Regions from separate parts of the Mus musculus genome. Here regions 1, 3, 4 and 5 are each linked to region 2. The links are chromatin loops, found by intact Hi-C in ENCODE. Cell type or tissue: left cerebral cortex. All regions are shown on one strand. Each heading gives the region's core, and the rest is flanking DNA. Links, peaks and the distances in the headings are about the cores only.

Region 1 (6,123 bases), core at 442-5,441, 550 kb after region 2:
TCTCAGCTAGGCTCTTGTTACCCCATCCTCTTTACTGACACTAGGCTCAGAGTGAGAGGTGGGTTTCATTCTGGCATCCCTTTGATGCTTCGAGAAGGGCTAATTGTGGCTCATGCTTCAGCTAGCAGTCCTCCATCACACTTGAGCTCTCTGTGGCGATTTATAAACAGACACCTTGCAGCTAACCAGACCCTTCAAGCACCTCTGAGGTGTGAACTCGATTTTATGGCAGTGAGGTCCATGGGATGGGAGTGGGGATGGAAGAGAGATGGGGGGTGCTGGTTATGCTGGCTCTGAAGAGGAGGAGACTGATTGGTGACCCCTGCATCTGCCTCTGGAGAAGGGAATCCTGCTAATAACACAAGGCGACTGTCCAAGGGAGGCAGAGGGGTGTGTGGGGGCGGGGGATGGGGTAGTGGTAGTGTCTGTGATCATCAAGCTCAGTCTGATATGGAGAGTGCTTCATTTCTGTTTTTGTCTACAGTCCATCTAAGCAAGGTGTTGTTAATTTCCTGAGCCCTCAGTCTTCCCGTCTCTAAAGAGTTGGTTGGACTAACATATCAGAGTACTTAAAAACAGCAGCAAGTTCATTGTCCAAATTAAATCTTTTATTTAGTGAAACAGATACAATGTTACAACTTTTATTATACTGAAGGAGCTAACATGCATTGGATGCTTGCTGCCTCCTTTCCAGGTAGTGGTTGTAGAGGAGAGACAGGGTCTCACTATGTAGCTCTATCTGGCCTTGAACTCTTGATTCTCCTACCTCAGCCTCTGGAATGCTAAGATTACAGGTGGGCACCAGAGCCTCAACTTGCTTACACTGTTCGTGTGTGTGTGTGTGTGTGTGTGTGTAAAACATGTATGTGCACTGTTATTTTGTGTACATGTGCATGCATGTGTGCACATTCATGTGTGTATGTATCTGAGTCTGTGAATATGGGAACGAGTGTGCTATCGTGGGCATGTGGTGGTCAGAGGACAACCTTGGGTGTTAGTCCTTGCCTTCTATCTTGTTTGATAGAAGAGACTCTTGTTCTGCTGCCCACATCTGGCTAGCTTCTGGATATTCTTCTGTCTCTACCTCCTATGTCTCCATGGGGACATTTGGATTTCAGATGCTCACACAACTTTATCCAGCTTTTATGTGGATTCAAGGGATTTGAACTTGGGTCTTTGCACTTGTGCTACAAGTACTTTTACCTACAAAATCATCTTCTTGGCCCTCGTTGGTGTTCTTGAATGCTTTTGCACACAAACCTAATGTAATATCTACAGAGGCCTTATAAGGTAACAACATTTTAATTATCATATTTTACAGTGGAAGAAGCCAAAGAACAGAGAAGCAAAGTGTTTTGTCTAAGGTCACACAGTTCATAAGTTGAATTCATACAAGGAGGCCCCAGGGTCTGCTCTTAGTTTCTCTGCTTGAACGGTGCTAGTGCTCATGACTGTGAGGTCTTGGAAGGCCCCAGTTTATTCCTTTTCTGTTTTTTGTTTTTCCATTGAGCACCCCTGTAAGCATAGCTGGGGGCTCCGGGACCTCTGGAGTGTTTTTTCTTCTTTTTTTTTATGTTCTGATACTTGATGTGTTATTGTTTCTGTATGTGTGGGCTCTGTGAATACCTCGAAACCAATTGGAAAGCTTTGGAAAAGCACAGCTCTCCAGCCATGGTCCATGCATCTGGGTGGGGCCTAGAGTCTGAGTCCAAGAGGGCTCAGTTTGCTGGTGTGGAGGAAAGATGAGCTCTGGCATCAGCATTGTGAGTGTTTGGGGGAATGGGGGAGTCTGTCACAGCCCAGTGGCTTGGAAAGATCTGGACTTAGTCTTTTCCTTAAGGAGGGAAGATGGGAGTCTCATCATTCACTTGGAACCCTCACCTTATTGGGTCTCTGCATCTGAGGATTTTTTTTTTCTGTACCATCCGTCAAATTTGACCTCAACTCAGTCCCACTGACCCAGGTTGTGGTGACCCAAGGTGAGTAAAACTCCAACTGCCCAAGAGCAGAGCCTGGCCCTTGGTCATTGTGACATTCTGGACCACAATTAATCAATACGTCTGGGAACACACCAGGTGAACACTGACCAGCGTCATGCTTTGCAGAGAAAACAATTTTCATTACTGTTCAGCACAGCCCGGGAATCAGACAAACAAACAGAGTAAACATTCTCACGTTAATTATTCTCGTTGGTTGCGGCTGACACCACCCAGGGTTTGATTAGGAGCCTGGCTACAGAGTACACCTTTGCACCAGAAACTGGATTATGTGGCTTCCTCTCAGTCTTAGGCTGTTTGGATTTAGAGGAAGGTCATTAAATAAATGCACTGTGGCCATGGGGGAATCGTATCATGCTTATGAATTAGAGCTTTTTTATTAGAAAGAAACACAGCCCTAACTAGAGTATGGGGAAGGGGTGGGAAAGTATTGAAATCAGCTAGAGTCTTGACCAGAAGGGAGTTTTGTGACTTTAAGTTCACCATACTGTAGAGTTTCCTCTGGATGTGACTCTTGTCCCCTGGTTACCTGCACAATGTGTCCAGCTGCACCAATGTGCCCAGCTTACAAGAAGCCCATCCATCTTTCTGGAGGAACAGTTTTGTGATTAGCCACTAGAGGGCAGCAGTGAGTCCATTTTTCCAGCTGATTCCTCTCCCCAAGAGAGTTGACTCTGGGCTCTAAAGTGTAAATTCTTACCTACTTCACAATAACTGTGTACCAGGGTCCCACCTGCATTCTTGCTTTGGAGTTCCAAGAGAACAGAAAGCTCTGTCTTTTAGGATTTGCATCCAGAGAGAAATTACAAAGGGTATTTTAGGGTTAGTTTTCAGAAGATGGGCTAGAGCCCTGCTAGATGGTTCTTGGTCCACCTTTTGGAACGCATGAGTGCTGGGATGACGACAGCTTTGAAGAGTAGAAACTTCATCTTGAAGTAGAGGAGTCAAGGCAGGATGCTGGTGTTAGCACACTGGGTTTTCCATATTGGCAGCTGACACTTACCATGTTACCATGTGGGGAAAGGACTCCCGAGCAAGCATTGTTCATGAGGGAAAAAAAAAACAGTGTTGATAACTTCAACACAGTTTTATGGTTCTGTAGCAGCCTGAGTGTGAGCACATACATAGGACTGGTGACGTTGTGCAACATTTTGCATCCTGGTTGGGAAATGGGCTAAAGGCTCTGGGCCCTGGGCTGTGGGCTCCACATCCTGGCCCTTTTAGGGGCATCATTACTGGCGATAGGTGCTCTGCATGGATAGGCAGGAGGCAAGGGAACCCCTGGATAATGAGTCCTGGTTCTTGAAGCAACTTGTTGGCAATGAGTAAGTACCCTGAGTGTGTTTTCCAGGGCACAGGAGAAGCAGTAGCCATGGTGACTGCAAGGGCGGTATAGCCACCTTTGCTTGGGGCTAAGGACCACCACCATCTTCAAGTTTGAACAGCTACATATCTAGAGGGTTATCCGCTTCCAGTGGACATGACCAGGGATCTGAGAGGAGACCGGCAATGAAGGGCAGCAGAGATGGGCAGACAGACAGAACCAGAGGACACTGGCATTATCACACAGGTGAAGAGATGTGTGACTTGAATGGGGAGGGACCATTCAAGTCTCACAGCTTGGGAGTCATAACCAACCAGGCAGGATAACAGCCTTCCCATCGTCACCCAACTCCAAGTGCTGTAACCTACCGCAATGTGCAACTATTCTGAGAGGAAGGTAGTCTTCTTTATTGCTCTAAGAATAAAACTCACAAGCCCAAGGAAGCTCTCATGACTTAGAAGATGGGCAAGGCCTCTTCCCGGGGTCACACACACACACACACACACACACACACACACACACACACACTGACAGCTGCTTGGAACTAGAAGCCTCTGACAACTAAGTTGCCTTCACAACTTCTAGGATGCAGCTTTCAAGGTTGCCGCCACACTGGGGTAGCGTTTTAGAACCGGTCCTATATGCATTTCTGTGAGTAACCCAATAGACGCATTGGTTTGTTAAGCTAGACTTGATTGTCATCGCTTCATTAAACAAGATGTTGAATGAAATTGTAAAGTCTTCATCAGCAGACATAGGGGAAAAGTCCATTCGTGGTAGATGCTCACAGTGAGGACCAGCCACGTGACAGGAAGACAGCTACTGAGAACTGAGGCTAAGGTCCTAAATGCTGCAGGCCCATAGTCCTGGATCTATTCAGGACAAAGGCCAGAGGAGTTTCTGCCTCCCCAACCCAACGTGAGAGATCCCAGGGAAGAGTCAAACCAGGCAGCAAGGGAGGTGACCTGTAAGAAGGCAGCAGGAAGTACCAGGGAGCTCCATCTTTGGACCTGAGTCTTGTCTTTTCGTATACTTTCTCCCTTTAAAGATCTGGAGTTTTGAAGCCAGCTTTGGGAGCAATGTCAGCTCTGGACTTGCTGCTTCTGTGATTTAAAACTTCTCTTAGATTTTTTTTTCTCATGAAGTGACTGTGATGGACCTTCTGGGGTAAGCTGTTTGGAGGGCTGAAGCAGCCTCGTGTGTACTTGACCCCTGGCATGTGCCCCTTGCTATGCAAAAGCACAAGCAGGAAGCTAAGCCTATGTACTGTAAGTAATCTCAGAGCCACTCAGCCCCTCTGTGTGAAGTTTGCCAAGTGGGTAGGAGCTCTCTGCACACACTCTTCTTGGGACTTGAGGCTCTCCCTTTGCCTACAGCAGATGGCCGCATTATTATTCAGTGTCCATGCTCTAAATGACTTACAGAGAAGATCCCTGTGGTAGTTAGAATATTCTTGGTCCAGGGAATGGCACTATTAAGAGGTGTGGCCTTTGTTGGAGTAGATGTGAAGTGTGTCACTGTGGGTGTGGGCAATGAGACCCTCCTCCTAACCACACAGGAGACAGTTTTCTCCCAGGGGCCTTCAGATGAAGATGCAGAACTCTCAGCTCCTCCAGCGCCATGCCTGCCTGGGCGCTGCCATGCTCTCACCTTGATGATAATGGACCGAACCTCTGAACCTGTAAGCCAGCCCCAATTAAATGTTGTCCTTATAAGAGTGGCCTTGGTAATGGTGTCTGTTCACAGCAGTAAAACCCTAACAAAGATAATCCCACTGTCATGAAAAATTCTGTATCTACAAATCCCACCCACCAGGGAGAATCCCAGGAAACTCAGCAGCCCCTTGATTCAAATGCTCAGATGAGCCTGGAGTCCTGACCCTTCCTCTTGTTTTGTTTTTGGAATCGGGATTTCTCCGTATAACGCTAGCTGTCCTGGAACCTGTTCCATAGACCAGGTTGGCCAAGGCTGCGGAGATTCACCTGCCTCTGCCTTTGCCTCCAGAGAGATGGGATTAAAGACATGAGCCACCATACTGGCTCACCTGCCTCTCCATCAGTGAAATCCTCCCATGGATCCTCCTCGATCTTTGACAGCTCCTTTCAGCTTAAAGTTCACACCTCTCTACTTCTGCACTAGCTTTGCGTGTCCTCCGCCAATGCTGGTCTCTGCAGTCAATGTCTCTGTGGGATCAGATACATCAGGCATTGCTCAGACTCCCTAGGGCCATCCTGGGCTCAGTCTTTGAGCTTCTGGCCACTCTTGCTTAGTCCTTCCTCCAGCAACTCCACCCTCTTACTAATGCATTGAAACAGGGTTGTTTGGTTTCTTACAGAGATATGTGTGATATGGGGAGTCCTACTGTTAATCCCCCCAGCACAGCTTCAGGGTGAGCGTTATTATTTCTGTCTCGAAAGAGCACATGTCACCTTGGAGAGATTTCACAACTTTGCCCAAGGTCGTGTGCCTGCACACTGTGAATGAGGAGTGGAAGTCTGGTCTGTTTGATTGGAGATGACAGAATGAGTTCTCTCCAGATGGGCACGATGGAATTGAGAATTTTTGCAACACAGGATCAGTGGTGTTTTGCCATGTTGCTTATGTGTGTTTAGAACAACACGAAAAAGAGCTAGTAGGCAGGCTCCAGAGTAAGGGAGTTTAGAGGGAAACAAACGTCTCAGAGCATCAGGCAATGGCTCTAATGGCTAAGAGAAGGATGCATTGAGGGCTGGTTTGGTGTGGCAGCTTTGCCACGCTGGAATCCTTTGCTGCTAACATGAATACAGTCCTAAGTTTCAGTCT
Region 2 (6,123 bases), core at 682-5,681:
GTGGGAAGGGAAGCCACAGCACATTCAGACCTCCTGAATTCCTGGCTGTCTGCAAAATCCCCTGTGGGAGGTACCCGGCAGGGCCTCAGTCAACAACTACACCCCCTCAGTTGGACTGGATTTTGCAAAGAAAAATAAGGCCCTTTTCTTAGAGCAAAAGGACCTGCTAAATGCATGCTGCCACCTGGTGGCTGGTATGTGGATTGGCTATCAAATGACGGGATTCCAGGAAAGTGTTCTTATCAAGTCACCTGACCCCTCTGCCTGGAATGGCCTCCGCTGTGCATTCCTGGTGTCTGGGTTAAGTCACAAGCAACCAGGCTTTTCTGTCTCAAGAATAACCTAGTGGGGCTCAGGAGGAGCCATGTGGCGAATCCTCTGGGAAATACAAGACTTGGAGTACTTGAACTCTGTCTAGGTAGTCAGTGAGTGGAGACGCTGAGAGGGAGGATGCAGGCCGGAATAGCTCCTGGCTCTGGAGTTCCCCCATGGGTGTAAATATCTGGTTAGCATCAGCGGCTTCATGAGACACGCCCACCCTCCCAGGCTCCAGCTTGTGCCAGGCGTTGCCGCTACTCTCCCACCATATTTAGACCGTGCAGTGCCCCTATCTCCTGGGCCCCTTCCTTGTGCATTTTGTTACTCTTGAGATCCGCCCCGAGGTGCAGGTTATAAGTAGGGTGTTAGGGTGCTGATTTCTGAGAGGGGACAGGGTTTTTAACAGTGTGCCAAGGTGAGAGTGTGGCATTGTCAGGAGGGCAGAGCTCTCTGCAGAGTGCCCTGGACAACCTCACTCATGTTTCTTGCCAGAATCCTCTTGTTTTCTTCATTTGGCCTCATGAGTTCGCCCTCTGGCTGATATTTGTCCCCATGTCCTTCCTGTTTAATTTTCTCCATCTGTCACGATGATGATTTATTATTTCAGGGAGAGCAGTTTCTGCCTTGGGCTCTGCAGAGGGGGAAGGGGCTAGTTGGGTGGGACAGACACATGCTGAAGACCGCCGTGCTCACCAGCTCCTCCGGCCTGAGAGTGAGGGCTGTGTATTTTTCTTAGTGCTTTTAGAAATCAAATTATACAGTTTTTTTTCTTTGTACCAAGTGATCATGGGAGCAAAATCTTGTACCCCACAAATCAGAACAGGTAGGAATGTAACTTAAAATATTAGCCATGGACTGACTATCCAGGACGGAAAACACACACACATACACACAGTGGAGAGGTTTGAACTCAAATTAAGAGGTGAAGTGACTTTTTTGGGGGGGGTAGTGTTCTATATCACTGTATTTGTATCTTTAAAAAAACCCACAAAAGTAATAAATGCTTATAAAAGTTAAACTACTTCAGGAATAGATTATCTGAAAAGTGAGGTGCTCCCTAATTCCACCCCCTCCCAATTTGGGGAGATTGGCCACCATAAGTGGCAAGCATCCCCTTAGACGTCCCCTCTTGCATTTCATAGCTTTAGTTTACTGTTTATATATATACACATATATATACATATACACATACACACACACACACACACACACATATATATATGTTAAAGGGTACAGCATGCTCATGCTTGGTAGTAACCTTTTCAGTGTCGTAGTTATCCTCAGCATCGCTCCCTATGTGTGACCTCACACATTTTAACCATTGGGATGAAAACAAAAACAGAGAGCAGGGATATTCCCCAAGTAGAATCTGAAGTCTTTCTGTTAGACTCCACTGGGTATGCAGAAGCAGGTAGAGAAAGGACTCCTAAAGGTGGGTGTGTAACAGCACCAGAGAAGTCTGGAGTGACAACAGCAAGGAAGGAGGAGGAAAAGGGACTAGGAAAATGCTCACAATTGTCCCATTGCCTCCCCTCAGAGTGGACGACGTCGTGAAGTCAATGTACCCTCCACTGGACCCCAAGCTCCTGGATGCACGGTGAGAGGGAGGAAGTGTGACTCATCTTGTCTCACTTCAGGGTCGCTATTATCAACCATGTCAGGTGGGCTGCTTGGGTTATGAAGAGAGGATGTTTTTCCAGATTTCCAACCACCCCTGGCTCTGGGTGAGCCATTCAGTGAGCTGAGCCTGGCAGGTGATAGAGCCCAATCTTCCTCCTGAATCCCTAAGAGGAAGGTGCCAGCCATGTGTCAGCCTTGGCTCTGCAGGCTTAACTATGCTAACTGGGCCTCCCTGCCCTCCACGCCCCATTCCTTCCTCTGATCTTTGGACTTACCCAGGTGCCACACCTTGCTGGAAGCACTGCCCAGTGGGGCTGTGGTGAGGTGAACCCAGCAATGAGAACATGTAATACCTCAGCCACAGTGGAAGACACTCCCCATCAGGTGTTTCGGGAACCCCTCCTCCTCCACTCCCCAGAATGTACTCAGCCCTATCGAATGTAAACCCATAAAATACCTACCTGCTGTCTCCATTTGATTGGTGAGGCTCCCACTGACATGTTGTGTAATGGTTGCCAGGTGGCGAGTAAGTCATGACACGTTTCTCTGCCCACTCTTAGTGTTGTTCAGCTTTTCCCATGGGTTAGTAATTGGTAATGGAGCCCTGAATACATCTAGCACCATATAAAATCATTTCAGAGTGAATCTTTCAACAAAAAAAAAACCCCAGATCAAATAAAAAAAAAAAAAAAAAACCAACAAAAACCAAAGAAACAACAACAAAACCTTCCTTCTCAATTTGATTTTCAATTACATTTTCTTTAGCGTTGAATAAGCCAGCCCCAGGCTTATTGATTTGTGATCAATAAGGGATGCTCACTGAAGAGGGATATATAGCCCATCTTTAAGTGGGCTGCAGTTAGAGATCTGCTCATCCAATTGACCACATCCAAACTGTTTCATAAAACACCCTTCTGGGAGCTGTTAATGGGTGTGTTGCAGAAAGCCTCTTCTACTACCCGAAAAGCTCCCGTTTCCCCATGGAGTTATGTTAATCTCATCAAAGGCTCTGAGACCTTCTGTTTAAAGCCAGCCATCCCCCTATGTGTGGCTCCATTGTGTTAAGTAACTGCTCACCTTCCAGGGAAGGGTCTCCGGTTTGGGGAACACTAACCTAGAGTGTGTACTCATTTGGACTTCTGTGCAAAGTTCCCCACTTTCTACAGAGTCTGATCTCTTCCTCCCCCCCCCCCCCCCAGGACAACCGCCCTGCTGCTGTCCGTTAGTCACTTGGTGCTAGTGACCAGGAACGCCTGCCATCTAACCGGGGGCCTGGACTGGATTGACCAATCACTGTCTGCCGCTGAGGAGCACCTGGAAGTCCTTCGAGAGGCAGCCCTGGCTTCTGAGCCAGATAAAAGCCTCCCCAACCCTGAGGGCTTCCTGCAGGAACAGTCGGCCATTTAATCATCTCCGAGGCCCCATTTCCGCCCCTGGGCGAGCCTTCTACTTCCTGTAGATTTAGTTGTTCTCTAGAGCTCTGTCGGCCAGCCCTGGGTGCAGGGTAAAGCCGAGAGCCTCACGCTGGACAGGCTCTGCTGCAATGGCAAACAGTGGCTGGAGAGTGGCAGTGTAATCCCACAGTTAGGGGAGACGCTGTGTACCTCTACAGCAGAGCGCAGAAAGCTGCCGGGCTCGCTGCTACATTTAGTTCATTTAATGTTTCCAAGAAAATCGAGTTGCCCTCTAAGAATTGAGAGACTTCATATCAAATTAGAATTTCCGGCTTCTGAAAATCAAGGCGTGGCAACATGGACAATCAGAACTAAGTGGCTAGGTCGAGATAGTCTCTTCGGGTGACCCTTGTGCTCCCCTTGCTAATTTGTTTGTGTTCAGTGCTTTGGTTCCTGAAGCATCAGAGCTCCCCACCCCCACCCCGCTTCCCATGTATCTTCCGCTTTCCCATTTGTGTTAGAAGCTGAGGAAATGCGAAGTCAATTGTTTCCTTTTTATCACTATGCCTGCAATTTCGCTTTACAACCACCAGGCGAATAGTAAACTTGTTCTTCTGTTTTCCTCAAGTGTGTAGTTACCGAGTCAAGTGTATTTGTTGGGTATGCGGTGGAATGTGTAAGAACTGAGGACGGATGGAAAGGGCCCAAGAATCCTGAAGGTGCTCTGTGTGTGTGTGTGTGTGTGTGTGTGTGTGTGTCTGTGTGTGTGTTTGTCTGTCTGTCTGTCTGTCTGTGTGTGTCTGTGTGCATGTGTCCTTTATTTCTGGAATCTGTCTTGCAAATACAAAAAAGAAAGGTTCATTTTTTTATTGTTTGGTTTCTGTTTTTTTTTAATTTTAAATATTTATTTATTTCATGTATATGAGTACACTGTCACTGTCTTCAGGCACACAAGAAGAGAGAATCCCTGGGCTGGAGAGATGGCTCAGTGGTTAAAAGCCACTGACTGCTCTTCCAGAGGTCCTGAGTTCAACTCCCTGCAACCACATGGTGGCTCAAAATCATCTGTAACTGGATCTGATGCCCTCTTATAGTGTGTCTGAAGACAGCTACAGTGTACTCATGTCCATGAAATAAATATATAATTCTTAAAAAAAAAAAGGGGCATCCCATTACAGAGGGTTGTTTGCCACCATATGGTTGTTGGGAATTGAACTCAGGACCTCTGGAAGAGCAGTTGGTGCTCTTAACCACTGAGCCACCTCTCCAGTCTCTTCTGCAGAGATCTTGTCCTCACCCTGACCCTTGACTGCCATCATCAATTGTTTCTGTGACCTGGGCTCCAGGCTCCATCCAATGGTCTCAACAGGACTTCAAAGCATGTCTACTAGTTTGAAGGTTTCCTCAGGTTTGGCAGGAACCATGTGGACAAAAGTCTTGCAGAGATAGCACCCTTGGGCAGTCTAGTGACCAGATTCACAGCCTCTGAGTTTTTGGGATTAGGCACGTAGACTTCTTTCGTGTAGCAGACTATCCCCTCCTCCAGGGCATACAGGCACTTGTTCCTCCCAAGTCCCACATGAGCGCCTGGGTGTCACCTAAACTGATGCTAAGTGCCAAGGATGTTGCCAGCATGAACGTAGTGACCTTCCATTTTCTTGATGCCATAGTGATTTCCCACCAAGGTTCTTAGAGCTGCCACCTGTCTTCTTGGATGCGTGTCTGACAGCAAGTGCTGTAGGTGCTGTGGGACTCAGAAGGGCTGTCACTGCTGCCCGAGTCCTCAGCATAAGCACTGCCCTGGCCACCACTGCCATATTTGCCTCACATTCCTTGTCTTCTAAATTGTAGCCTTGAATTTGAGATCCTCCTGCCTCAGCTTCCACAGTGCTGGGATCACTGGCATCTAATACCACCCTCACTGATAATGGGCACTTCTCTGACCTGAGAACTCAGTGGGACCCAGCTCGAGGCCCCATACTCCAGATCTTGTCATTCCCATCCCATTCATGTAGGGGAGCCTGAAGGATCTTCTTTCCACAGGCCTGGATGTTGGGACTGGCTTGCTGTTGTCTGGGTCCTATCTCTGTCATTAAGCATGGTTGGAGCTACCTCTGACCTCAGTTCCATTTTCTCTGCTAAAACTCAAGTCAGCAGGCTCTTTAGTTTGATATTGAGGTACCAGGAACTCAGTCCTTAGGCCAGGATCTTGTTTGTCTGTGATTGGCATATTTCATTCTCTCCTGGCAAGAAGGCAGCTCTGACCAGAACTGTATGTACCCCTTTCAGACTGCAGGCTGGATTCCAGGGGAAACTTGTTAAATGTCTCCTTCCATCAGTCCTAAAAGTGTGTTATGCTGTTACCTCCTGCCCTGCTGGAAGCCGTGACTGGGAAACGTCCAAGAAAACAAAAACAAACAAACAAAAACCCCATTCTGCCTTTTTTACTTAAGGTCTCCACGGACAGTTCTCAGGGCCTGACTTTTGTCTCTGTTCTTCCTCTTTTAAGATCCGGTAGCATCACTGGACATCTGAGGTCGCAGTGGCTGCTACTGTGGTAAATGTCCTCTGGATCTGAACCCTTGTCCTGAGCTCGAGAGAAGCAAGTCTAAATTGGGATCTCAGTTGTCATTTACTCCGGGTGGAGGATGGGGGTGGGGTGCTCAGAGTTCTTTAAGGTAATATCTGCCATTGCTTACCTTTCCTGAGCCTGGGAGGCCTCCCACCCATCCTGGTATACCCTCTGTCAGGAGGACAGATTGCTCAGGACCTGAGGAGTGTCTGGGGTTGG
Region 3 (6,123 bases), core at 457-5,456, 710 kb after region 2:
TAAAGCTAATGAAAGAGAAGTCAGGCTGGGGACCTTGAACTTTATTTATTGACTAATTCCAGCCTCTTTCTGTGGTCATTACCTCGGTTGCTCCCCACTTTAAATCAATTGAAATTGCACTCTTGTTGCAAATCGGAGCCACTTCAGCTCACTTTTCTTCCCTCCTGTTCAGCTAAGGGTTTGAAAAGCTAAAGGAAAAAAAAATCCCAGAATAAAAAAAAAAAAAAAAAGTATCTGGAATTCATTTCTTCACAAACGCAGAACAAATCTCCTGATTTTTAACACTTGGCAGCCATTTTTCACACACCTTGTCCCAAAGGACCAGTTCCACACACTCCATTAGTGCTGGCTGCCAACAGGGATCATTATAGACAGGCAGATTTCTCCTCCTAGTGACTGAATCAGAAAGCATCGGGCGGGCGGGTTTCTGCTTTGTCACCGCCCTTATGTCTCTGCTCCTCCCCCTCCCACCTCTTGTAACCCTCCCCCCTGCCGTACATGAGGGCAGAATTCAAAGCTGCAGATCACTTACATGGCTGCTATTTGTTTTCCACTCTCAGCTTTAAAAAAGAAAGAGTCCCCACTCAAAAAACCTTGCTAACCATTCCCAGTAGCCACTGTGAGCTTGGCCTGAAGCCTGTTCCTCTGATGAGGACGTTTTCTTTTTTTTCCTCAGTCTGCTATAGCTAAGGATGGTCATGCTCAGAGCTCACAGGCCTGGGCTAGGGCAGAGGTGTCCTCTGTATTTCGATTCTCGGTGATTCTTCCAGTGTCCAAGTACCCCAAGAGACAGCTTTTCTACTCAGCATCCCATTCCCATCCTGCTGATATCATAGAAACTATTATAGATGTCATAGAAGCTATTACAGCTTATCATGCAAGTTTTCAGTGTCTCCTTAAAGGACCCAAGAATTGCAACTAGCAGAAGTCTCTCTTTCAGCAGGGAGATGAGCTATCTGCAGAAACTCTTAGACTATCCATAGATATCTGCCATCAAACTATTTAACCACCCTGAATCTTTGTTGCTCCATCAAAAAAAAAAAAAAAAAACAGAAATAGTATCAAAAAATGATATACTTTGGGATTGGGAAGATGTCTCAGTGGGTAAAGTGCTTACCATACACATGTGAGGAACTGAATTGAGATTCCTAGTCCTCATATAAAAGTCAGGCATGTCGGAGCTTGTCTGTATCCCCAGGGCTTTGGGAAATGGAGAGAGGAGCTCTGCTCATTGCCCATATAACCTAGAGAGTTGATGGGTTCCAGGTTCAGTAAGATTCCCTGCCTCAAAAAAAAAAAAAAAAAATGTGGAGAGTGATTGAGTAAGACACATTAGCCTCTGCCCTTCAAATGCAAATGTGAGTTTACCTGTGCACACACATGCACACACACACACACAAACAACACTCATATACACACAGACATGCACAGACAACACACACACACATGAACACAGATACACAGAGACAACACACACATGCACACACACACATGAACACAGACATACACAGACACACACACATACAATACACACACATGCACACAGACACACACAGAGACAACACACACATGTACATAGACACACACAGACAATACACACACGTGCACACCAATGAAAAGGTCAATACAATCAAGTATGAAATAAACAATATCACATCTAGCATGTTGTGAGCTCTGAACACTGGCTGATGGTAGTCATGATCACTATGTTGTGAAATGTCAAGTTTGGCATTGTGGACACAGAAGAGTAGATTTGGAAAAAAACATGGCTACCTCTCAGCACTTGGTTAGAGCCTTGCATGGTCTAACAGTCTGCAGAAGGAAAAGCTGGGAGAAGGTAGAGGCAACCAAGATGGTGGCATGACTGGTGAGAGGCCCTAGGGAGAGTAGACAGGACAAGAGGCCACATCTAAGAGGAATCCAAGCCCCAGGACAAAGGACTGGGCCTTTCCTGTGGGTAAGTAAGAAAGACCTTTATCTGGCAGAAGTAGATTCCTTTAATAGTTCCCAAAATCTATAGAGTAGACTGTCTTGCTGAGCAAGGATATCTGCATGTAATTCACATAATGTAAGGCTTGAAAGGCATCCACAGAACTAGCTGATACAACTTCTTTGTTAAAGATGAGGAAACTGGTCCACAAATGAGCAATGCTCAAAGACTCTGGTAACAAATGTTTCTGGGGAGATGGAGACTATCCCTGCACTGGTGTCAGAGGCATATGTCACCAGGGAAAAGGAGAGCATCCCTGCATTGGTGACAAAGGCATATGTCACTGGGCGGACAGGGAGCATCCCTGAGCTGGTAGTGGAAGAACACATAGTGTGAACTTTTGAGGCTAAGAGTTCTATACCCTTCTCTCAGGCCCCTTCCCTCAGAGGATAGCCAAACCACCTCAATAGGGCATGTGGGTCCTGGCAATCCCCCACCTCAGGAAGGCATGTGGGTCTTGGTAGTCCTTGTTTTCAGGGCATTATGTCTTTTATGTTATTTCTATATCCAAGCCAGCCTTTCCCCAAACCTAGCTGACTGTCAGTGCTAGCTATGAAGCTATGTGAAGTTCACAGGGGAGCAAGCTCTGTCCTCAGAGCTGCAGGCTCTGCAAGTTGGGGTCAGACTTCACATCTGTGTTCTCACAGAGACACTTCAAGGATACTACATTCCAAGATGGCCTCCTTGTGTTTCTCCCACAAGGATTCCCTAAGTTCCCCACAGATACTGCAGTCACATGCTAACAGTCTTCTGTGTGACCTTCGTAGAACTAACCCCACCAGCACCTGGGCAATGTCTTCTATGGAACAGACACTAAATAAGCATTTAGTGAGTTAAGATTATCAAAGAAACGAACAAACTGTTGTGAGAGCGATGAATAATGGGACTGCTACTAGCTATCATTTTTAGTGTTTGCTCTGTGCCACAAAGGGCTAAGCATTTCTTCTGTGCCTGTCATTGAAATCTTGTATCCCTATGAGGGCAAATACAATTTTCTCCATTTTATGGAAATAGGAAATAAACTCAGAGTGATTAAATGCCTTGTCCAAGTCAAACAACTTGTAAGTTATAAAACAAATTCGGTTTTTTTTTCTTCCTTGTTTTAATAGGAGAACGAGTGGACTCACATCACCTGTCCAGAGGTCCACAGGGCTGCAATCTTGCTCTCATCTGCCCTCTGCTGGCCTTATATGGTGTAGCAGGAAGAGCACAGAAGCAAATCTGGCTTCCTTGGAGAGATCTCCAAGGAGCTGCTGCTAATAGGTGACTCACCTCTCTGAGCTTCTGTGACGTTGTTTTTAAGATGCGAACAATAATCTCTTCCAAGATAACTGCTCAGTGGCTTGGAGGAAACTGAATTAGAACAGCCTTACTCGAGCTATGTGTTTAGACAAACATAAACATCTGCCTTCTGATGTGGTAATTAATGACTTCACTCTGGTGAAGTGCTTAGGCCAGTGCCAGGCATACAGCAAGCTATCTTTCAACATTAATTAAAAGGGAGTCTTACAAGCTCCCTTTAGTACCTTGGCCACATCTATCCTAGCTTTCTTTCTGTTTGCTATTCTATGTACTCTCGGGATCCAACCATCTCTTTCCCTTGAGGCTGTGTTAGAGGCATGGGCAGCCATGCCTGTCTTTTTTTCTTGGATGCTTAGGTCTTCATTCTTGCAAAGCAGCACTCTCCCACTGAGCTGCCTCCCCAGCCCTAAGCATAGATTTCCTGATGATCTTTTCTGGACCAGGCACTGAAGACCTGGGATGTGGCTGTGAATTGTCACAGCCTGTACTCACAGAGATAACCTTTATCTTGTAAGACAGATACCTGTGACAAACAGAGGAGTAGGGCGGCTTGGGAAGGGCAGCTGTAGGGTTCCAGATAAAGAGCAATGCAAAGCTGGTGGCAGAGGAAGGCGCCTGCATAAGATAGTGAGACCCAGGAAGGCTTCCTGGGTAGACGTTTGTGGCAGACTGTGAAAATAGGAAAAAATAATCCAGGTAAAGGGCAAAGAGAAGAGCCTTTGGCTAAGAGGATCAATAAGTGCAAAGGTGCCAAGACAGAGGGGGACTAGCATGTTTGAGGCATGGCAAGAGTACCACAATTGATGGAGCACCATGACACACGGAGTCAGGGACAAAGCTGAAAAGAGGGAAGCAGGAAGGGACCTTCCAGGCTGTAGAGAGGAGCATGGGTTTTAGTTTTCTGTAATAACCTGGGAAGATTTGTATTTTTTATGGCATTTTACAATCATAGGAATGGAGGTTAACACATGATAGAGGGACACACTGGAGGTGGGGAGGGTTATTCTGATGGTCAGAAGTGGGAGAACCTAATGAATGGGATTACCCATTTGCTTCACTTGAATGGCAGAGTCTGGCCAGAGCATGTTAGGGACCTTGCAGTTGGGAGTGCTCCATTCCCATCTGAGCTCTCTCCTATTTCTCTGGCAAGGCTGGAAGAGGCTCATAGAAGAGGAAAACAATATCAACATGACCACAATCTCTGGGCCACAATGGCTGGATGCTGGGATGCTGGGCAGTCTCTATAGTCCTTCCTGGTTCCCCCAAGTGCTGAGATGAAAGGAACTGGTTCCTGCTGACAGACCCTTTTACACCCATAATTCCTCCAGGGCTACTAACGTGCCCCCTCTCCCCCCAGTGTTTCTACACAGCAGACAGTCTGCCCTCTGTGTTGCTGTTGAGGAGGGCCTCTGTACACAGTGACTGAATCTTCTACTGAGAGAAACAGAGGCATCTCACCATTTCCCTACAGGCTCCTTGAGTTTACAGGACCTCATTGCCACTCAGTCATGGTTCATTTGCCCAGAAACCTGTGAAGGCTGAGCTCCAGCCAGCCTGAGTCACCAGATTCTCCATCTGCATTAACCATTCATTTACTGTAGATGTGTATTTACTTTGGATGCATTTCCCCTTCTAAATATACAGTTGCTCTTGTATCTAATTGCATGACTTTAAAATAAAGAGGAGGAAGAAGAGGAAGAGGAAGAGGAAGAAGAGGAGGAGGAACAGGAGGAGGAAGAGGAGGAGGAGGCTTCCACAAAATTAGGTTGCTCTCTGCCATCTGTCAAGAATGAGCCAATAACTTAGAAAGTGCAGTCCTTCCAGCCCCTCCTTAGGAATCAATGGCAGAGGGTACGGGATGGTCAGGATAAGTCGCGCACGCACTTGACCTTGTTAGAGCAACCTACTTTTGGACAGGTATCCACCTATCCATCCTTTCCACTGACACTCATACTTTGGGGAAAAGTGCCTCATTTTCCGGACTGGAGCAACCCCTGGCTGGGCTACAGTCACCCTACTCTTCCTATCAAAAACTGCTTGAAGACCAAGTTTCCCAAGCTCAACATGTGTCCATTTGGCCTGTAATTCTTGGTCAAGGAGTCTGGGGTGTACTCAGCAGAATCTTTAGCTGCATTCCTGGCCTGTACCCACTGGATGCTTGTGGTAGCCCACTAAAGTGTGACAATCAAAAAGATGGCCAGCAAAATCACCACCAACATAAACTGGTGAACACTGGTTTAAGGTCACTCCATTCTGGCCCCTGAAAGATGGTCCACAGGCTCTTCCTCATGCATTTCAAAGACTCTTTCCTTTCACTTTTTAGTGATATCCCGAGGTGCTTACAACAGTAAAGGAGACTCTGCAGGGCTGGGGTTCTGGTCTGTGTCTCAGCATCTGAATATTCCTGAGAGGTAGCCTCTTGCTTCCCCATTTGCCTGCCTCTCATCGTTCTACAAAGCTCTGTTCAACTGTCTCCTCCTGCAGAGATCATCTGTGGTCACCTCTGTATGCTGTCCCTATGTCCTGTGCATGTGCTAACAGGTCCACTTACCATAAGGCTAGAACGCCTAATCCACCCCCTCTCCGTCCGTAGTTGGCCCTTAAGAGCCTTGAGAGTAGGGACGTGACATGACTTAGGCTGGCATGGCCAGTGTCAGCCCAGCGGCTGGAACTTTGTTGAGCTCCAGCGAGTGATTCAGACCTAGTTAATGTTCTGGCCTTCCCTTTCTCACTTGTGAAAGGTGACCTTGGTACAGCACCAGGATCCCAAGTCAGAAACCAGCTCTTCAGGCAGCAACTTCGGAGACAGCTTTTCTAATCGAGGAGTCAGG
Region 4 (6,123 bases), core at 447-5,446, 790 kb after region 2:
GTTTTAGAAAATATAATCAGGAGGCAGAGATTGTCAGACTAAATAAGAGAATCCATCTGTATGCTGTTTGCCAAAGACACATTTTAGCCTTAAACATGCAACTATGTAGAAAGCAAACAAGTAGGAAAGCATCTATTATGCAAACAGCAGGCATGAGAAACTAGATTGGCTATATGGATATCAGACAGAATTGAATTTAAAACAAAAGCTGTTGTCATTGCAAAAATATTTTATGCTGGCAAAATGGTCATTCTATCAGACATTTCTAACAGCTATGAAGATATATCTACTTAACAACAGATCACTGAAAGTCATGAAGCAAAATCTGACCAAACTGTTCAAAGAAATAGACGGTAGTAGTTGGAGGCCTCAATACCACTCTTCAAATACTGAGTAGAACTCCGTTATAGATTAGTAACTAAATAGAAAACTTGACTTTTCTCAGCCCAGACTGTAGTTAGAGACAGCCCAATCCCCTGGCTGCAGAGTCCTCAGGACACTGTTCTGTGGTCCCCAGTGCCAGCTTGCCTCTGTTGTGTATGCCCAGCCTCAACCTAGTCCTCAGACACCTTTCTCATATCTTCAAGCCACTTTGCTTTAAATCAGAGAGACCAGCCAGTGGTCACTGAGTGCCCTCTGCAAGGAGGCTTTATGAGTTTAGGACATGAGTGGTCTCAAGCAGGAGGAACTGCTGTTACCCCCATTCTAGAGGTCAGAGAGGGGAGGTGCGGGAAGGCTAAGTGACCCTCTGAGCCCCAACACCTGGACGGCAAACAAATCAGGCTCAGCCTAACGGCAGAGGCTGCTCTTCCGACAGCCAGGCTCCTTGGGTAGTTCCTTCGGTGCCCTGCCCTGCTAGTGTTCTCTATTTTGGGTTCCCATGGTCTCCAAGCATCTTTCCTGAAGCTTCCCTCAAGTTCACTCTGGGCTCCTCCCATTAACACAGCCACCTCCTGGAGCAGAGCTCAGAAGAGCTGGCCCTATCTGGCTGGGATTCTCTCCCTCTCCTGCTCCTGAATTCCTGGCTAGTTCCTGGCAATCCTTGGCTTGGGTTGAGCCTGTGTAAGAGCAGATGCTGTAGCTGATGCTCTCAGGACTGTAGGGAGCATGAGCCTGTGGGAGCCGGGAGCAGTTTGGTGCAAGGCTTCTTGACAATGAAATGAAACTGGAAACATGGACGCCAAATCACGAAACAGCCCTTCCCCATCCAGGAGCTGAGACACTGGGCAAGGCCGGTGGTGCGCTCTTCCCCTCCCATTAGGGCCAAATGGGAAGTGGAAGCGCCTCCTGCTTTCTGAGCTGACGTTCAACTCCAGGACTCAAGATGATAAACACAGGCTTCATTATGCCCCTGTCTTCTTTTGCGGGCTTCTTAAGTGATTAGTGTAATAGTCTGTACACAATAGACTTTTAATTAATTTTTGTGGAATGCATAAATGCATGAACCACCAAGGGAAGGAACTGAAGTCCCTTGTGACAACAATCCCCTGAGCCCATCTCCACTCTATCTTGTAAGGGAAGCCCGCCAGGTAGCGGGCGATACTCAGGGAGGAGGCTTATAGCAGCTAAGGAGGAGTGTATCTGGGGATGGGCTGTCCTTCCTCTGCCTCCTGGGCAGGTGAGCATACATCGAAGCAGCCTTTCATGACTGTGATCTGACAGAGAGAGATTTTGGGATTTCCTCTGGAAATCTATAGCTATATGAGGAGGGGGTTATCCTTTCTCCTGGGGTCTTCTCATGATCATGGCTCTGTCTTACTGCGCCCTCTTCAAGTGAGGTACGGCCGTGTAAGTCATAGGAAAATCACTCCAGGGTCTAATGTCAACAAAGAAGACCATTTCCTCACTGCTCCAGATAGTCCCTTGGACTGTGAAAAACCCTTCCCAACAAGCAAACAAAAATTCCGACCACAGTTAGAAACCAAAGCCCAACAGAGGATTCAGTTCTCTAGAGATTTCTCCAGTGCAAAGCCACTAAGGAAAGGATGGTCTTTGGCCTTTGGGACATCACAAATCCCGTAAGGCTGATGCATGCAGACTACCTCATGCATATGATTGTTACATAGGCAATTCTGAGATGGCACAACTCATGAGATGTCTATCACCTATGTCAGTCAAAGAAAGCCCCGCCCTTTCGGAGACCGCCTCCTGAAAGCTCTTGGGATCTAGAGCCCTGTGCTGGCTGGAGTTTGCCCCTGCTTCTTGGAATGTTTACTCATTCATTTTCGCTTTCATCAACCCGTGCGTTCAAGGATACCACATCGCAGAAGAGCCATGCTGTTTATCCCGAGTCTATCTACCTGTCTTCACCCTGGGGAACCAGACTGTTGATAAGCTAGCTGATCCCTCTCTCCTTTCTTAAGATGTACTATCAGATCTCCCGGCCCCGCCTCCCTCAGCCTCTCCATCTTTGCTTAGTCCCACCCCTCCACTGAGTGCGGAAACAGACACCCATTCATTCCACGGAGCACAAACGATGTGTAGTCGGGAGCAGAGGAGGAGCTCCTAGGATGATGGAAGGGAGTCTCTTCGGGAGTAAAGCCTCCCTTCTCCTCTACCTACTGGGGGCCTAACAGGAGTGCCTGCTGCAGGAGTTAACCTCAGGACTTAGCTTCCGCCGCCCCAAACAGGCCTTTGTACTGCCAAGTCCTTGGATTGTACAAGCTTCTCTAACACTGGGAGTCAAATCAGGATCTGCATCATCTGTGTAGCTCCCTCCCACGCCTGAGTTGTCCCTGGCTGGAGGCAGGATCTCTAGACATCTCCCGTTACTTGGGGGGAAGTCAGCAGCCCTGCAGCTGGGGTGAAGTGCTTTCTAGGAAGTTCTAACCCCTATGTGTCTTCATGCCCAGGGCTCTACAGTTTATAATGCCACCATCCGGAACCTATGGCCCTAACCCAATTTCGTTTGCATTTTCATTCCTTTGACCCTAGACCACTAAGCCGGAAAGCGCTGCCTCAGACCAATTAGGATCCCTAGTTATTTCTGAGTATTCCTTTAGGTGAGGCTTTTACAGGCTCTCTTCTGCACCAAGCTTCAGGCCGCTTGGGTCCGTGGGTGTTTCATCTTCCTAATAAAATCCATCCATCCATCTTCCCGAAGAAGCAGATATCCCAGGGCTAGACTAGGGAAATAAAGTAATAACGTTATCGGCCTTCACAGAGCTATTTAAATACAGACCCGGTTGCTGGGGAGATGAAAGGGGGCCCCTTTTGTTATGAAAATGAAGGGAGTGGGGAGGGGTTCTGTTTGTGTTTTGATATGTTAATATGCCTGGAAGCCACCCAGGGTGGGCAGTGCTGGGGAGGCTGAGTCGCAAGGCATATTTATTTGTGCAGTTTAATTTAACAGCTAGGCTACAACGGGAGCTGCAATCGGGATTGTGTAAAGATAATTACAGCCCCATTATTAATCAGATGCCTGCAGGAGATGGCTTGCTAGCTCGCGGCTCCCCGGGCTGCATGCAGATCAGCAGCCAATCTGACACAGCATCTTTGTGGTCTCATTCTGCCATCTAGTGGCTGTTTCAGGAATTGCCCAGGGAAGATCATTCTAATTTGAAGTTCCTTTTTAAACAATGGGACGACATTCTAGAAGAAAAGGCAATTGCTGCAGCTTCTGAAAAGATAAGATAGGGAAAGGTTTGGAATCACATCACCAGTTTGCCACTTTTTAGTGATTCTGAGCTTGAAGTCGGAGAAAGTAACATATTTTTGATTGGATTCTGCCCCCCCCCCTCCGTCCCCCGCCCCGACCCCGGGGAACCTGAGTCTTCTAAAGAGTTCATGAACTATATACATAAACACACTGTGCTTTTCCATTCTTTTCTCTTCCATCTTTCCCGTTCTTCAGCTTTGTATCATGTTTTAGTTTCATTTTTCTCTTGTCTCTTGGATTAAAATCTTGCTTTTGTTTTGCGTTTTTCCCTGAGTCGAATGACTTGGGGCAGGGGGTATAAATCAGAAACAACCACACTCAGTCGAGCAAGGTTGGCATGTCCCTGCATTCCCAGCACTTAGGAAGTTCATGCAGGAAGAGCTGGGGTTCAAGGCTGGCTTGATCTACCCAGTAGAAACCTTACACCTGCCGAGGGTGGGGCACGCCCAGCATGAACTGACTGCAGCGAGGAAAAGGACACCCTGAGCCTCCTGAGGGGGAGGCCAGATGTTCAGCGAATGCTGGGCCCCCACACAGCATGGGAATAATAGAATGGGGAACCAGGAAGAGAGGCAGACACACAGTTAGGTGAATATCCTTTTGATTTGACTCTTGTTAACACTGTCCTTTCAACCCTCCACACCGGCCCATTAAACCCCAAGACAGCAGAGTGGATGGAGGTAGGAGGAGGGGAGAGAGGAACAACCTCCATCTGGGAGGTCACCATGAGGATCAAGGTAGATGTGCAGTCCCATAGAGGCTGCAGACCCAGTTGGAGCCTCCCTGAGAGGTGGCCCTTTTAATAGAACCTTGATTAAGATTGTCTGACAGTTTCATTTCCCTCACATTCCGATCTTTCAGGAATTGAAAGTGAATCCAGTTTATAAGCTGCCCTGGTTCTTAGGACTTTTACTCCTCCTCCTCTCCCTCCTCCTTTTAGATTTATTTATTTTATGTATAGACGTACACTATAGCTGTCTTCAGACACACACCAGAAGAGGGCACTGGATCCTATTACAGATGGTTGTGAGCCACCATGTGGTTGCCGGGAATTGAACTCAAGACCTCTGGAAGAGCAGTGCTCTTAACTGCTGAGGCATCTCTCCAGCCCCCTTCTTTATCTTCCTCCTCCTCCCCCTCCTCCCCCTCCCCTTCCCCCTCCTCCTCCTCCTCTTTTACTTTGCACTCTCCAAACTTATCTTAACTAACAAAATAAGAAGTGGGGGTGGTGGCATGGGGGCAGTTAAAAGAATGAAAACCCAAGCCACACACCAGAGGGACATCTTTTTATAACAGGTCCTGAACCCAGCAATTTACAAAGAACTCTTAAATAGTGTCCGGTGAATGATCCAGTTGGAAAAAGGCTAAATGTTGATAATGCACACCTAGAAGGCTCCTGGATACTGTGCCACACAATGGAGCCTCCTTTCCCATCACTGAGTAATGTCTGTGTCCTGGAACTGTACAGACACAAGTAAGGAAATGACAAGATATCCCTATCACACACACAAAAGAGCTGCAGGTTAGAACATTATGCTGCCATGTACCTACCAAGATACCCACATCCCGAACAGACAGTATCTAGTTCCAGAAGAACCAGGATCATGCTCACTGCCAATGGAACTGTAAGAGGGCTCAGCCACACAGAAGACAGTTAAACAACTTCATATTCAGCCAGACAAACTCTTATTGCCCCAAACAACCATCTCTCTCTCTCAAGCATGCCCACCTGGCCAAATAGAGCTAAACATCCAGGACTTCAAACCTTGCGAGACCTCGGTTTCCTACAATCTGTTACTTGATTGCAGGGGTCTGGGGCATGAACTTGGCAAATAGCCATCTCTATCCTATCAAAATGTTAAAAATTCAAACAGGCCTCAAACCATCAACACTGCTGACTGCACTGAAAATGTATGTCTGTAAGTACAACGGTCGCAATAATGGCAGGTTTGTTCACAATTCCTCCAGACTGCAACCTTCCAGTGGAGTGATAGGATGAGGTGTCAGGGCCACCGGTGACTCTCCAGAGTTCTTTGCTTGGCCATTGCTGACCTATTTGGTGCCAACCTGGCTCTCCCCTGGTTCAGGGCAGCTGTGGATCTATGCAAACACCAGACCTACACGTGATGAGAGTATCCAGTACTCAGACTGTAAGAGCAGCTCAGCCATGTCCTTTATAACTACCAAGTGGCCACGCTCACACCTTTAGAATTAGCAACCTAGGAAAATGTCCCCAGGCACATGGTCCCGGGATGGATCTGTGTCACACACCTGAACTCAATATCTCCTTTTTGAAGCCACAACCACTCCCTTGCCCCCTTACTGACTTGAAACTTTCTAAGTAGGCCAAGCTTAGCTGTTTGGAGAATTTCAGAAATACATCCATTTCTGTGTCTCCTGAGTTCAGGTAACACTCTCTCTCTCTCTCTCTCTCTCTCTGTCTCTCTGTCTCTCTGTCTCTCTGT
Region 5 (6,123 bases), core at 752-5,751, 330 kb after region 2:
TGTGATATCGGAAGGCAACCCTGGCCGTCAGAAGGCAATCCAAACTGCTTAGTAAACCAATAATCGACCAACACAAAATTGCATCGAAGAGGTTGTGTGTTGTACAACTTAGAGCTTGTACTTAAATGTAATCTTGAACTTCAGTCTAACTCTAGAGCTTGCTCACCAGTGTTCGGCCAAAATCCAACTGACCACAAGGGTTGCTGCCTGTATTCTTTGGCTTTTATGCACCATGCTTGAGGTTCAGGAGGGAGCTTTGTATAAGTGTATGTTAGCAGCACTCCCTGCTTACAGAGGCAGGGAGTCTCAGATGAGATGGTCGGAAGGCCAGCTGAAACTCTCGCCATTTCCCAGCATGGGATGTGTTAGAGAGGGATAAGTCAGAATTACTCTATACTCAGTCCGACAGCAAAAATCAACAGAGTCAAGACTGAAGCTAAGGGTGGAATCTCAGGCAAGAGATAACCAGAACAGCCAATCAGAGACCTAGAATGACCCGCATCAAGCCAACACCTGTTGCAACCGTGGCAACTCTGCCATCCCAGGAAAAGCTTTGTCAGAGACAAAAATCCGGAAGAGCGATCCTTCTGAGAGTACTACTCACGAATGCACACCAACCTTCTCTGCACTGGTAGAAAAGCCAGAGCCCACCTAAGGGGCGTTTACACAGCAAAGGTTGGACAGGCTTGCACCATGCCGGGTCCTGGCACCAGAGCTCTTCGGAGACAGACTGCACAAGGCAGATACCTTCTGCCTGACATCTGCGTTCTCCAGACCCACAGTGTGCGGGAACCAGTACAGCAAATGGCTCACAAATCTCTAGCACAGCTTCTTTTGGCCCTGGCTGTTTGCATTTCTGAGCCTGCTGGCTGCAACTTTCCCACCTAAGGATATTCCTTCAGTCAGTAAGAGGAGCAAGGTGGGTGGGTGTGCTCATGGAGCGGTGTTTGTTTGTTTTTTTGTTTTTTTGTTTTTGTTTTTGTTTTTGTTTTTTGGTTTGTTTGTTTTGGTTTTTTTTTTGTTTTGTTTTGTTTTTTTTTTTTTTTTTTTTTTTGGTTTTTGTTTTCCAATGAGCAGAAAGTTGCCACTGCCTTAAAAAGGGGCCCACAGCTTTGGTGTTCATTGCTGTCCTTGGGAGTTTTCTCCTAGACTCCGTGCGGAACTCTGAAATAATAAGCTGTTTAGGATCTTAAACAGAGGTCCTAAAACACCTTGTTAGCCCATTTCTTTTGAAGGGTTTTGTATTGGTTCTCCCCAAAGAGAACAAGCCTCCCATTTAAGGCAACTCTAGAGACCAAACAGAGAGCAGTAGCTTTGGGTCCCGTGAACCTCGGGTGTGTGTGTGGGTCACTATTTAGAGAAGGGACCACAGAGAGTAGAAGGAGGAGTTTGAGAGCTGACACCGGAAGGAACTGTACAAGGAGACGCTAACAGCATTAAGATGACTTCCTAGACAGAGCCAAGCCCAAGTTTCCCACCACCTGAAGACTCAGGGGATTCGAGAGTGGCTTCTTCCTGGGCACTGAGGAGAGGTGACACCCAGTCAGGAAGTAGTGACACTCACAGGGGCCTGGTGTCCAGTCCCTGGGGCCCACCTAAGAGCCTCAGGACTCCTGGGAAGCGCGGGGTCAGAAAGGGCGGGTTCGCGCGGAGGGCAACTCACTGAGGAGAAGTTGTGCGGGCCACAGAGCTCGCCCCGGTACTTGCAGGAGAGCAGCATGTCCTCCAGCTGGTGGCCCAGACGGTCCATGAAGGCAGCGCTGATGCCCTCGAAGTGGCGCGGCGGCAGGAAGAGGCGGAAGTCGGCCAGCTTGCGGAACCACTGTCTGCGCGGCTCGTCGCCCCGCAGCAGCTCGCTGACCAGCGGGCGCGCGGTGCGGTTGGGCAGCAGCAGTCCTAGCCAGTGGCCCGCGTAGTAGAGGTCCCCCTTGGAGAGGCGCGGGAAGCGCAGGGGGTTGTTGTTGCACACGGTGACAGCGGGGAACGGCAGCTGGCGGCTCCACTCGCGGTGCACTCGCGTGTGTGACGGGAAACTGAGCCAGTAGAGCAGGCGGTTCGAGGACCAGGACAACAGCAAGCCAAGGGACGTGCAGAAGGCCAGCACCCACAGCGCCCGCCGCTGGAAAGAGCCTCCCGCCGCCGTGCGCCCCGCGCACATGTGCCGCAGCCCGTGCAATTTAGTGCGACTCAGGGACGGCCGCCCCCTGCGGGCGACCCCTGGCCCCTGCAGCTCCCGATCGCCGCTCCGGTCGCCCCCGGGCTGCCTAGCTGCCGCCACCGCCGCGGGCGCCGGCTGCTCGCGGGCCATACGGAAGCGTCCCGGGCCGCTGAGCGCGGTCGCCGGCAGCCGGGCTCCGCCGCTCCGGCTCATTCATTCAGCCCGAGGCTGGCGACAGCGGCGGCGGCCCCGGCCGGGCGGAGCCGCCATGGGAGTCCGCAGCAGCAGTGGGAGCAGCAGCAGCCGCGCGCAGCTTGTGCCAGGGAAGCCTGCTCCCGACAGGAGCTCCGGTGGCGCGGCATGCCCTCCCGGCGTCGCCGCCGCCGCCTCCGCGGGCGCTCGCCCGGGACTGAGTGCCGCCTCGGCCCGCCGCCCCTAGCTCTGGCCTCTCCTAACTACCCCCCACCCCCAGGCTCTGCTGGCCCCGAGTCTTCCAGAAGGACGAGAGTCACTGGGCACTACCTCCGGAGGGGCCCCATTGGGAGCCGCCTCTCCAATCCCTGGGCTCTGTGCCCGCCGACCTATCCTGGTCCTGGACCTCGGGGGACCCTGAGATGAGTCCCCCCTGCACGGACTAACCCCAGTTTTTACGCTGATCCTGAGAGAGAGACCACTGGGCCACCATGCCTGGTTTGGCCAGTCCCGGGGACCCCACTAGTCTGGCCCTTAGCCCAGTGGTGCTGGGACATGCGAGGGAAGGCGCCAAGGAACGAGCGCCCCCAGAGGCACTCCGCGGCTCCAGGCTCGGCGGGTGGGGTGGGTGTGTACTGGGGTGAGTGGTCGCCGAGTGGCGACTTGCACCTTCCCTTTCCTCCAGGACCCTTCTTTCTCACGGCTGCCGGAGCTGCTTTCTGCTGAGACGCTCCCAGGCTTCCCCAAGTCCTGAGTCCCGCGGGGTGTCTACTGTCGTCTGGGGCGGGGGCTTCTCAAGGCGTCCTGCGGAAAGCTGCTCGCTGCTGGGCCCCTCCAAGGTTGCTGGTGCTGGGAAACTATCGCTTTTCCTCTCGGCACGGATCGTCTTTAGAAAAACCCGGCTATGCTGTTCCTTGCCTCTTATTCTCTCTGGGAGACGGGAGCTGGGAACTGCGGAGCCCAAGCAACACCTCCTGAGGCTGATCCGGACTCGCTGCTCATCGAAGCTCGCAGCTCCGGTGGGCCCGTCTCCTCTCAAGACTCCAAGTCCACGATGGCGGTGACAGTGGCGGCGGCTGCTCTCCTCTCTCGGTAGCCCGGCCCTCCTCGGGCCCCGGGCGAACTTGGGCAGCAGCCGCGCGAGGCTGGCGCGGCTGGCGCTGCTGGGCTCTGAGCACCTGCTACTGCGCTCGCTGGCCCCGCGGCTCCGGGCGGGCGGGGCGGCGGCGGCCGAGGCGAGCGCTGTGCGCTCCTGGAGACGCGGTTCTGACGCTCCCGGCTCCTCCTTGCTGCATTTTAATTCCTGGCCACTGTGGCCGCTGCACACCAAGCGGGAAGCCTCTTGTTGAAGTTGCAGGGGATGTTGGGGCGGGGGGGGGGGGTTGGGGGCAGCACAGATGTGGTCGGTTGTACCGGCTTGTGGAAGAGATGGAGAGTAGTAAGAATGCTGTGTTTATGTGCAAGCCGTGTGCAAAGAAATGTGAAGGGATGCCTGGGCGTGTGAAATGGGCTGGAGAGAGATGGGACTGTGCAGCGTGGGCACTTGAGCAAGTGTGAGTGCGGTGTCGTGCAGGGGTGTGTGTAGGATGTGAACTGTTTATATGTGAACCGGCGTTTGTGCCAAGTCTTCAATTCGTGAAGCTGCCTGTGGGTTGATGTGCTGCGGCTGCTGGATGTGTCATAAGTAGACGAGTGCCTGTGATGGGCTGTATGTTCTATGTGTGCACATCCTTGGCTGTGGGTATGAATGAGTATAGTTTCCGATTTGCATGTGTATGAATTTCTTTTAGGAAGGGCTATGTGACCAGTTACTGGGAAAACTTACAGGACTTGTGGCAGGATGGACTCAAGGGGACAGCTCCTCTCTTCTGCCTCTAGAAATTTATCAAGTGCCCCAACCCCTTTCTCTGGAGGTGTTAAGCCAGGCAAAAGTAGCTCTCCCTGGATGTGAAGAGAAGGGAGAGTAAGAAAGGGGATGTCGTCCCAAGTCAAGAGACTCCACAAAGCACCCAAGGCTTTCAATAACTCCTGGACATTTTAAACTTTTGATACTGCCTTTTAAATATTCTGCTTAAACTTTCGGTCGGGGTGGGGGGACTGAATGTGGTTTCTAGATACAACTGGCTCCATTTTCTAAGTGATGTGAGGGAGGCTAAAGCTTGCCCAAAAGGGCACAGTTGGGCAGTGGTTAGCTGGGTTCAAGGCTCAGATCACAAAGCCCTGACAGTTTTTACTGTCTCAGAGGGTCTTGTGGTTTTCAGCCTCTGGATCAGGGCTGGGGTCCTGCTGTTTTGTTTTGTTTGTTTTGTTTGAGACAGGGTTTCTCTGTATAGCCCTGGCTGTCCTGGAACTCACTTTGTAGACCAGGCTGGCCTCTGGGGTCCTGCTCTTATGGCTGCCTTGGCATGCAGGGTTCACAAAAGAACTCTACACATACTTTCTAAACATCACTGAGACAGGCAGCCCTCCGAGTTCCTTACCTTTGGGATAAAAGAATTTCCAGACATTTCTGAGAGTAGATGGAATGGATGAAGGACCCAAAGCACAAGAAGACAGACACCCCAGTTAGTGGAGTATCAGAATTCTGGGACAGGAAACTGGAGGACGAAAGACTTGGGAACAAAGGTGAATTCACAGCTTTTGTGGGATTTAGGAAGATTTGTGAAATGACCAGGAGGTTTCTATGAAGGATGCAGAGGACTAGAGTGGATATTCTATTCCCACTGGCCTGGGGGCTTTCTTTCCATGAAGCAACTCCTTGTATCTAAACACTGGAGAAGATGGTCTCTGAGCCCCTCATCTCCCATTCATACACCACACATATGCACTCAGCACACATGTCCATGTACCCAAGCACACACTATATATACACATGCCCTACCAGGTTCACACAACTGCACAAATACATTTGACACATAATACAAAATTTGACACATTTGAACATACATACAAACATACATGCTGCAATCTTGCATGTGCATTCAATGCATACTGTATATTGTGTGTATATATACACACAGTATATAAATATACACAACCATACAACCATATATTACCCACAATGAATTCATTCACAATCATGTATATATACACACGATGCACACGTATTATGTATATGGATGTCCGTGCTCACTCTCTAGGGCACAGCTACACATACCTGAAGACCTCCACCTCTTCCTCCTCCTCTTTTTCCTCTTCTTCCTCTTCCTCCCCCTTCTTCCTCTCCTCCTCCTTCTTCTGTTTTTCAAGACAGTGTTTTTCTGTGTAGCTTTGGCTGTCCTGAAACTTGCACTGTAGACCAGGCTGGCCTCAAACTCAGAGATCTACTTGCCTCTGCCGCTAGAGTGCTGAGATGAAAGTTGTGTGCCACCACTACCTTGCTCATATTCCTGGAGAAGAAACTGTTGCTGCTGAGCAATGCTGAGATTCAGCTGTGGATTTGGTTTCCCTGAAAGCACCTGTCAGTTGTTGGCTTTGGCAGGAAGTTCTGAAGGTGCCAGTGTACTGTACTCCCAACAAAAACCTCCTATTCTAATAATTCTGGCTTAGACCGAGGATCCCTGCCTGGGAATTCAGGGACCTCTTCTAGCCAAGGTGGTAGCCTAGAGGCCTGGAAGCAGCTACTGTTAAAGGAGCTAAAACAAGCATGTGACATCTCCCAGCATCCTTACTCTGGAGTGGAACTATGCTCTGTTTTGTCAGAAGTCATTCTGGTTGATTCTGCGGTTATAGGCTTTTCTTTCCTGGCTGTATACTTCTTGAGGTATACACAT

The links. Hi-C counts contacts between places; a loop is a spot of excess contacts. Peaks named below come from ENCODE experiments on the same cell type or tissue, not always from the same donor. Only the 100,000 strongest peaks of a DNase experiment are listed, where the experiment ranks them.
Region 1: a loop joins it to region 2, with 2.2 times the contacts of the local background. A loop is called at or near these places in 2 of 42 quality-filtered maps.
Region 3: it touches region 2 in a loop (2.2-fold over the local background); 3 of 42 quality-filtered maps call a loop at or near these places.
Region 4: it touches region 2 in a loop (9-fold over the local background); 7 of 42 quality-filtered maps call a loop at or near these places.
Region 5: a loop joins it to region 2, with 5 times the contacts of the local background. A loop is called at or near these places in 5 of 42 quality-filtered maps.

The regions. Positions count from the first base shown.
Region 1 is chr11:81,372,428-81,378,550 of GRCm38, forward strand. It overlaps a transcript of Asic2 not described here. Among named protein-coding and RNA genes, the nearest start is that of Gm42084, 120 kb to the left of the region's middle. In left cerebral cortex, for the core only: CTCF peaks have their summits at 2,608 (motif pointing right) and 4,665; DNase peaks (open chromatin) are centred at 2,620 and 4,645.
Region 2 is chr11:80,818,075-80,824,197 of GRCm38, forward strand. Tmem98 (transmembrane protein 98) reads left to right here. Exons shown (of 7, transcript NM_029537.2): 6 at 1,856-1,915; 7 at 3,138-3,959. The coding sequence ends at 3,345. It overlaps Gm31228 (a long non-coding RNA gene), which reads right to left and starts at 3,125. Exons shown (of 6, transcript XR_001780272.2): 1 at 3,016-3,125; 2 at 2,400-2,552. It also overlaps the pseudogene Gm11207. In left cerebral cortex, for the core only: a CTCF peak has its summit at 3,487; a DNase peak (open chromatin) is centred at 3,514.
Region 3 is chr11:81,531,704-81,537,826 of GRCm38, forward strand. It overlaps a transcript of Asic2 not described here. Among named protein-coding and RNA genes, the nearest start is that of 1700071K01Rik, 39 kb to the right of the region's middle. In left cerebral cortex, for the core only: a CTCF peak has its summit at 3,175 (motif pointing left); a DNase peak (open chromatin) is centred at 3,182.
Region 4 is chr11:81,609,951-81,616,073 of GRCm38, forward strand. It overlaps a transcript of Asic2 not described here. Among named protein-coding and RNA genes, the nearest start is that of Gm11418, 26 kb to the left of the region's middle. In left cerebral cortex, for the core only: a CTCF peak has its summit at 3,518 (motif pointing left); DNase peaks (open chromatin) are centred at 2,457, 2,684 and 3,495; H3K4me3 peaks cover 1,502 bases; H3K27ac peaks cover 400 bases.
Region 5 is chr11:81,150,095-81,156,217 of GRCm38, forward strand. Asic2 (acid-sensing (proton-gated) ion channel 2) reads right to left here and starts at 2,809. Exons shown (of 10, transcript NM_007384.3): 1 at 1,664-2,809. The coding sequence starts at 2,371. Gm51910 (a long non-coding RNA gene) reads left to right here. Exons shown (of 3, transcript XR_003949744.1): 3 at 1-1,639. In left cerebral cortex, for the core only: CTCF peaks have their summits at 2,200 (motif pointing left), 2,946 and 3,658; DNase peaks (open chromatin) are centred at 2,137, 2,907, 3,658 and 3,931; H3K4me3 peaks cover 3,074 bases; H3K27ac peaks cover 2,257 bases.